2 separate regions of the Homo sapiens genome follow, and region 1 is linked to region 2. A link is a contact called in ENCODE Hi-C or POLR2A ChIA-PET data. All regions are on one chromosome and are shown on one strand. The core of a region is the stretch at or near the end of the contact, and the rest is flanking DNA. Distances in the headings are between cores, read along the strand shown.

Evidence for each region. A loop is a pair of places that touch in the nucleus more often than their neighbours do. ChIA-PET counts read pairs that join two places held with the same protein, here RNA polymerase II (POLR2A). Pooled maps may share reads with other maps.
Region 1: a map of PC-9 shows a loop between it and region 2 (4-fold over the local background). The contact joins the promoter of TIAM1-AS1 here to the promoter of TIAM1 in region 2. A Hi-C loop is called at or near these places in 19 of 168 maps with a recorded cell type or tissue (CD4-positive, alpha-beta T cell, CD4-positive, alpha-beta memory T cell, CD8-positive, alpha-beta T cell and 12 more), 1 of 37 single-sample maps with no recorded cell type and 19 of 50 pooled maps. POLR2A ChIA-PET finds 5 or more read pairs at or near these places in 20 of 52 experiments (CD4-positive, alpha-beta T cell, CD8-positive, alpha-beta T cell, GM12878 and 12 more).

What each region holds. Positions count from the first base shown.
Region 1 is chr21:31,557,101-31,561,109 of GRCh38, forward strand. TIAM1-AS1 (TIAM1 antisense RNA 1) reads left to right here and starts at 2,133. Exons shown (of 2, transcript NR_171013.1): 1 at 2,133-2,495; 2 at 2,917-3,387. It also overlaps a transcript of TIAM1 not described here. RefSeq lists enhancers at 133-946, 1,760-2,572 and a silencer at 1,852-2,481.
Region 2 is chr21:31,341,599-31,346,028 of GRCh38, forward strand. TIAM1 (TIAM Rac1 associated GEF 1) reads right to left here and starts at 2,663. Exons shown (of 28, transcript NM_001353694.2): 1 at 2,540-2,663.

The sequences.
Region 1 (4,009 bases), core at 883-3,382, 210 kb after region 2:
GGGTCCCAGCAGAATCTTGAAGAAGAAAGAAGAAACAACTAAAACCTAATGGAAATTCAAACACATTTTTAAAAGGGCTGCAAGCGATTAGATAAATCTAATTAAACCTAAGGCCAAGTAAAACAAGTCCTGTTTGAAGCTGAGAACAGCAGTCCTTCATGCCTTTTATAATAAAAAGAAATTGGGGCTGGGGGAGTGAAGAACGCAGAAAAGGAAAGCGACAAGGGGCCATCCTCTATTACAGATTTCCTCTAACACAGAATCAACAGGACTCTAATATTTCATACGTGGCTGTCACTGTGCTTTGAGGTTAATCTATATGGTCGTTTAAGCCCCGCCCCCCTAGAGGTTATTCCTTATCCCCACTTTACAGATGCGCAAACTGAGACACAGGAAGATAGAATAGCTCGGCCGGGATCACCCAGCTTGTGAGTGACACCGAGCAGGTACTGGAACCCGGGTTTGTTTGACCTCAGCGCACAGGCTCTAAACCTCTGCTCCAACTCAAAGTATGCGCCAAGTCAGCGTGCATGGGTAACCCGATCCGGACGGCTCTGACTCGGGATGCGGCACAGCTGCCCTGCGGGGCCGCGCGGGTGTCACCGAGGCGGGCACAGACTGCACAGTGTCCCCAAGGGCTCGCGCACGTCCTTCAAGACCTGCCAGCGCGCGGGAAAAGGCAGGCTCCGAGTCAACCAGGGCTGACCCGGGGGCAAGACCAGGAGACGCGACGACTGGAACCGGGTGAGTGTGGCCGAGTCGGCGCCCCGAGGGCCGCCAGCCTGGACCCCAGGCTGGGACACGGGCGCCCCCGGGTGCAGGGGACCTAGAGGCGCCGTGCGCGGCGGGGGCTGGGCGCGAAGGCGCCGAGACGGCATCTTTCCCCTGCAGCATCCCGCCCCGCGGCCGGGGGGAGGGGGCGTCACCTGACAGCGCGCAACAACTTCTCCAGGTTTCGAGGGGGCAAGCGGCAGCCGCCGGGGCTGGGGGGCGCACGGCGCGCTGCTCTCGCCCAATGGCGAGGTCTGTAAACAAAAGCGGGCCCCACGCGGGTCCCCAGCCGGGTGGCGAGGGGCGCGGCGCAGCAGCATCGCAGCGGCAGAGCTGGTGAGAGGGCGAGGCGGGGACGGGATAGGGCGCGGGGACCCAGGGCACAGTCCCCGGGACCCGACCGCCCGGATGAGGCATTGTCTGCGCACCCGCAGGATTCCGCTTTTAATGCCCCCCTCCGGGGGTTCGTCGCGGGTCCCCAGCTCCGTGCGCCGGCCCCCGGGCTTTCCGCCCGGTGAGCCCGGCCCCGAGGGCGGCACGGATCGCCAAGGTGAGCGCCCAGGACGCGTCGCCGAAAAGCCAGGCCCGGAGGTGCCTAAGTCAGGGACCGAGACGCAAACATAGACACAAGGATGCACAAGCACGCCCTCCCCGAAGTTGACAAAAATCAGCCGATAAAATACAAAGTGCCGCGGCCGCCGCAGGTCAGCGCTGACCTCCTGCTGCCGAGAGGACCGAATGCCGACGTCCGGACGCTGTCATTTCCATCCAGCGAAGGCACCTGGGCTGCACGGTCTCGTCTCCCTCCTTCGCGCGAGGGATGCCTCCTCCTGCCTCTCCTCCCCGCATCTCCCCACCTCCCAAGTGTGTGAACACGAAAACAATACGTGGAAAGCCCGATCGGGGGGAGCTAGGACCCGCCGGGAGCCCCAGTGTGCGGGAGACGGGGGTCAGAACGTGCCCGGCACGGGCACCGAGGCTCCGGGCATCCTCGCCGCCGTCTCCCGGGGCGGCTCCGGCCGGACGCCCGCGCACCCCAGGCCCGCGGTACTCACCCGCGACGGTCGTCCGGGATCTCCGCGACGGGGCCGGGCACGATGCGGGGCAGCCGTGCCCCTGGGGCTGCGGGCGCCAAGGCGTCCGCGGAGCTGCAGAGCTGCGCGCCCGACGGCGGCGGCGCTGCTCTGCCGGCCGCGCTCGAACCCGCTCGTGGTCTGCCAATCGGAGCTGTCAGGGCCCCTCCGCCTGCGGCCTCGGGGGCCGGGCCGCGGGAGCCCGTGGGAAACCGAGCTCCGATTGGGCCGCCTGACAATCGCTCCGCCTCCGGCCAGCCAATCCGAGGCGGTGGATGCAGGAGCGGGGCGTTCGGAGTTGGGCTGTAGAGCGACTATGGGCGCACGCCGGGTATCCGCGCCGCAGCCAGGCTCGGAGCGCGCGGCTGGAGGGGCGCGGGCGGCGCGCGCTCCAGAGATGCCTTCCTGCGAGGCTCCGTCAGCGCGGCCCGGGGAGATCGCCCGCAGGCAGCGGAGGCGCGGCGGGCCGGGGGACGACCAGGGAGCCCCTAACAAAGCAGCTTTGGGAGGGCCGGAGGCCTCTGCCTCCCTCGGCGATAGGTCCGCGAAGCTGCCTGTCATCTCGCATAGGTGGAGGTGGCCAATGGCGTGCACAGACGGAGCTCTAGTTGGCGCGCGCGCGCGGCTCGGCATCGGTGGGATTGGTCGGAGGTAAAGGATTTTCCTGCCACCTAAGGCGGAGAGGAAGGGGGATCGAAACGGGGGAGGCGAAGAGTCAAAAAATGTTGTGCCTGGGACAAGTGGTCTGGCGCGGGAGGCGTGTGCCTGGCTCTAGGGGGAGACAGGAACTTTTTTACGAGAGAAAAAAATCCTAACGCAATCCCTTCCCGTGGATGCTAGAGGATGTTAGACCCTGAGCAGCCTCCAGGTAGGGCATGGTGGCCTTCACCAGAGTCCAGGACTCCCAGGGTTCACTTACCGTGCCCAGCAAGCGAACTTGGAATAACAGCGTGGGGTTTGGGCCTTACGCTTACCTGCTGGGCAGAGTAAGTGACTCGGGCAGGGTTCACGCAGACCTCCTGGGCTCCTCTGTAAAATCCGGAAACTACAGTTGCAGTTTACCTCTCGCAAGGTTGTGGAGAACGCGGAAACGGAGACGCTGGCGGTACAGCCTCGAGCGAAACCTTTCCCTACACGAGGCCGGAGCTTCCTCCTCTCCTGAAGAGCTCTAGACTTCCCCATTTACAACAAAGGCTGGGATGTATGTTCCTTACACCTTGATTCCATACACACGTGTTCGCCCCGGGAGCTGGGAAGGTCTGCGCTCCCGGGGTGATCTTGTTGAAAACAAAAAGAATTGCCCACGCTGTGGAAGATAAACCTAAACCGGAAAATTGAAAGTCATCCCTGATTCCTCCTTCTTCTTAACCCTCTCCCATCCATTTTTGTTAACCTCCCAAACCCATTCCTCCCATCCTGTCTCACCTGGACCTCAGTAAAGGGCTCCCATCGTCCTTCTGTCCCAGGCCTTGCCCCCTGAAATCTGTTCTCCACTTTGCAGAATGATCCTTCTAAGCAGAAAAATCTCATTTTGCGCTCCCAACTCTGGGTCTCTTTTCTTTCCCCAGAACACGTCAACCCCCAGCCCCTCCCTTCACTTCACTAATTCCTACCCTTCTTCAGATCCCAGCTTGGCCGCCAAGGCATCCATGCAGTAGGCATTGCTGAACTACTGCTCTTACAGACCCCGGGAAGCCTCCTGTACCCTGTCAAGGTTAGATGCCACATTTCCACTTCCAGTGCTTCCACCCCCTGTGCTCCCCTCACAGGCCTGTATGACACGGGGCTGAAGTTGCCTGTTGCACTGCAGCCTTCCATGGAAGCCGGAATCTTATCTATCTTCCCTGCTGGATCCCAGTCCTAGCACAGTGTTTGGCACATTTGGGGCACTGAAAAAACATGGAATCCATGAATTATAGAGGAGCTATAATTATAGGCAAGAGCTTTAAGGATTTGAAGTGCTTCTAAAACATCAGTTTGAGAAGAATGGGTAGCATGGTAGCTCTTGAACGGATGCGTCCACCAGGTTCCATGATCAGTATTACAGGGAGGTTTTTGAGTCAAGTTTGAGAGATTTTCCAAAGACACCCCTTCCAAAACCAGCCTCGTTTCAGCCAACAGCTTGGAATGGAGAATAATTCCCTTGAGAAGCTTTTCATCCCAGG
Region 2 (4,430 bases), core at 1,413-3,912:
CAGGGTGTGCCTCAATTAATACACAAAACCCACCTTGGAACAATTTGGTCCACTGTGTGTGGTGTTCACAAACAGAAAGTATATTTTAATAAAACTGAAAAAACATAATCTATGTCAAACATACAAAGACAAATACATGGTGTCCTCCTACTTGCAGCTAACGAACTCAGTTGCTAATTTTCAAAGGCTGTTTAAGGCCTTTTTCGACAGAGTTCCACTGGGCAGAATTTTAAAAATGAATATAAACTCAAGAAAGGAGGTGGCCTTTGTTTGTGTTCCAATTAAGATACCATCAAAAATCGAAGTTGGTTCTTCCAAAAGACCAATAAAATTGATAATACATTAGCAAGACTGATGGGGAAAAGGTACAAATAACGCCATGAATGAAAAAGGAAACATATCTACAGATACTACAGTCTTTAAAAATATTATGAGGACAGCATGTTCAATATTATACCAATTTTAAATTGTACATAAAATGGGAAAATTTCTGTAAAAATTAGGTATTAAAACAAACAATTTTAATGATCTAGTATCTATTAAACAAATTTACAATTTAAAAACAGTCAGATAAGGTGGCACATGCCTATAGTCCTAGCTATACAGGAGGTTGGGGCGGGAGGATCACTTGAGCCCAGGAGCTCCAGTCCAGCCTGGGCAACAGAGCAAGACTCCATCTCTAAAAAGAAGAAATAAGTGAATAAAATTTAAAAATATAACCAACCAGAGACAAACCAGCTTATTTACTGGGAGAGGTGGGGAGACAATATGAAAAGATAATGATACAGAAATTGCCACTTTCTCTCACATCTACACGGTCATATACTAGCATTAACCCCAATTTCAAATGTCCTCATGATGGTATCTTCCAACAGTCACATGTGACAATATCTAAAAACCTTTGCTCTATGAACAATGCAGTTCCCCTTTTTGTAGCTAAGAATTATTGTTCCATAAAACTCCGTCTATTAGTCAGTTTCACCAGCATTATCATGAGATCCAATTTGGTTGTCTTTCCTGTTGAGTGAGTTACTAAAGGTTCCTTGTGGGGTGGAGGGGCGTGAGGGAGTAGATCACAGACCTCATGTCAGCATCAATTTCACATCTACCTGCTGCTGGGTCCTTTCTTGAGCTCAAAATGAGCTAGAACTCAGGGCTCTAGCCCTGGATCATGCAACCTGTTGTTCTTCCCTAAGCCATGTCTGATTTGGTTTAAAAGTAATTTCCTCTCCATCTGTATCTTTAACTTCAAGGAAGTGGGAGAGTCAGAGCAAGCTAAGCAAACTGCGGCCCCAGCAACCTGCCTCCCGACCCCCAAAGTTCAAGGGAAGGTATGCTGAGAGAGTCTGCCAATTCCGCTTCGATATAAGAAAAATGATAAAATCAGCTACTGACATTTTCCTGATTGTACCCACCCCAGACCTGGGAAAGAACATTTGGCTTGCTATAAATACAACAGGAGCCACACATTTTTCACCTTCATTTCTTCCCCTCAAAGTAAGATGATTCTGTAAACATTCTCATGAAGGATTCGCTTACAAAAAAACAAAAACCAGCTCCAGCTGCTGGTGTACTATTAAGTTGTTGATCAGGTATGAAACAAGTGCAACAGGTAACAGTTAACCCAATAGCCTCCCTCTGACCCCTACACACTGAGCAAAAGCTACACAGGCCAAATGGAAGCCCAGTGACCAGCTCCAGACTTGAAATAAAACCTAAATCCTGTCTGTGAGAAGCCTCATTTGAGCTAAGTTTATCCTTTGCTGGGACATACTGCCACTTGCAATGATCCCAGCCCCCAGCACCACCTTCCACCCAAACTTCCTCTCACAAAATTGACTTAGGCAATCGATCCAAAGGTAAGCTAGCTTTCACAGAAAGACAGACATTTAAAAAAATGATCCAGATAAACAAATCACACCTCCACAGCCAGGAACCTAGAGTCGAACTAATTTAATCAGATGTAAAATTAATGAGAACCCCGAGACTTCCGACGTCCCACTCCAGAACTCCCATCCAGGTGCGGTCGGGAGCCACAGCTTCTGAATATTCCTTCGGAACTTTTTTCTCACTTGATTCCCAAGCCTGTCATGGGGTTCTTTTTCAATGGCACTGACCTGCAATTACCCAACGAGCAGCGGGACAGCCCCGGGCAGGACGCATCCTGGGTGGGTGACGTGATCCCGCAGTCTCCTCCCCGACCCCATATCCCATACAATGATCCTCGCTTACAGAAGTCAAGGGGGAAAGATGACGCTTTCAAAGCCCGAATCTCTTTACCCTGGAGCCAGAACCAGCGTCGCCGCCGTCCCCTGCAGCTCAGCCGGCAACGCGCGCCGAGCCTCGGGGCGCAGCTTGGAGACGCGCTTGCTCGTTCTGGGAAGGGGCACGGGACGCACGGTTCCCCGGCCCCAGCTGCACAGCTCAGCTCGGGGCTCTCACCTATCCTCGTTCAGAGCCACATTCGGCTGCCTCCCCTGACCACCCGACACAAAGAGATTCGCCGGTGGAAAGAATCGATTTCAAAATTCAAGCTCACCGCTGCTCAACAAGGCGCGCACGTTTCTCCCCGTCTGGCTTCACATGTCCCAAACTTCCAGTAACAGAAATGAGGAAGCAGCAGCCTTCCCCGGCTGCTGGCGGAGGCAGTGGGTGTAACTTGTGAAGTTTCGTGCTATGATGAATCTGGTCACTTGGGTGTGTTGGAGAGGGTTGGTCGCTCCTCCCTTCCTCCTCCCACCATCACCTCCCTCCTCTCCGCCTCCCTCTCCAATTTAATTCTTCCCTCTGGCATTCGCCGGCTGTCACTCAGAATCCCAGCACCCTCCCCACCACATCCTTGGGGGCAATGTATTTCGAAAAGGTCTTAACCATTTTACGGATGAACCTGGTCACCCTGCACAAAGCGTGAGTGCTTGTCAAATAATTTTCTACAGCACGTGGCAAAAAAGCAGCGCCTCTTAAAAGATATAAAAGGCCAGCAATGTTACATAAGCGCCCCCCACCAGCCCTTCAAGGACAGAAACGTGGGTAGTTCATTCAGTGGAGACCTAACTCCCAAACATCTATTGAAAAGGAGTGAAGGGCAGAAAAACAGAAACCAAACTTTCAGTTGGCTGCCTTTTCTTTCATATGTACTAGAAAGTATTTCCAATATACAACATATATTTGAAAAGAATATAATGAACACCCACGTGCCCACCATGTAGCATAAAAAAATTAAAATTACTCACATAGTGGAAACTATCTGTCAACCTCTTCCTCGCTGAAATACATCCCTCTTTCCTTCCCCCTGGAAAGAAAACTGCCCCAAATTTGATTTCCCATGAGCAATTTTTATATCAGTTTCTAAAAATGTGAAAGGGAACATGCTAACTTAAAGTTTACCAGAAAGCCATGCAATGAACATCCCTCTGCTGTGCTTGACCTTGGTTTCCAAACAGAAGTTTCTTTAAATAAAACTTTAAATGACCTCAGGTTAAATGATGCCTCAGGTGGCTGGTTAAAGAGAATGAAAGAAATCACAAAAGAAGAAAACGGTAAATCTGAAGTGACAAGTGAGAGGCTATATCTGAAAGGGTTGAAGCATTCATGGATGAAATTGATAGATTAATAGAGTATTATCATTTTATAAGGTTAAAAGCTGTGCCAAAAACTAAGGATACTCATCCATACTGCAAGGGACTTTCCTCAAAGACACAGGCTACAAAAATAAAAACCCAACATTCATTAAAGAAGTCATAATGACTCAAATGCCAGCCAGGGATGCAGCCTGGAAACAGTACTCTAAAAAGGGAACTTTCAGAAACATTTAAACTTGACTCAAATATATATGTATATATATCCATATATATATTTTATATATATTCATATATATCCACACGGATTCACACATATATATATTCATATGTATATGAACATGAAGAAAGAGATGGCTGGTTCATCTTTACATTCTTGGTAAAGAATATAGGCTGGTATAAAGGCTGGTATAGCAGAAAATTTAATAACCACCTGATAAATGAATTAAGCAAATAAACAAAAGAGTACCCACAAACACATCTAAAGGAACAGAATGGGCACGGTGGCTCACGCCTATAATCCCAGCACTTCGGAAGGCTGAGGCAGGTGGATCACCTGAGGTCAGAAGTTTGAGACCAGGCTGGAAACACGGTGAAACCCCGTCTCTACTAAAAATACAAAAATTAGCCAGGCACGGTGGTGTGTGCCTGTAATTCCAGCTACTCAGGAGGCTGAGGCATGAGAATTGCTTGAACCTGGGAGGTGGAGGTTGCAGTGAGCCAAGATCACACCACTGCACTTCCAGCCTGGGTGACGGAGTGAGACTCTGTCTTGAAAATAAATAAATAAACAGAATGAAGAAAGAGAAGAATGTTTGGATACAGCAATGGTCCTTAGTTGGAGGTGAATTT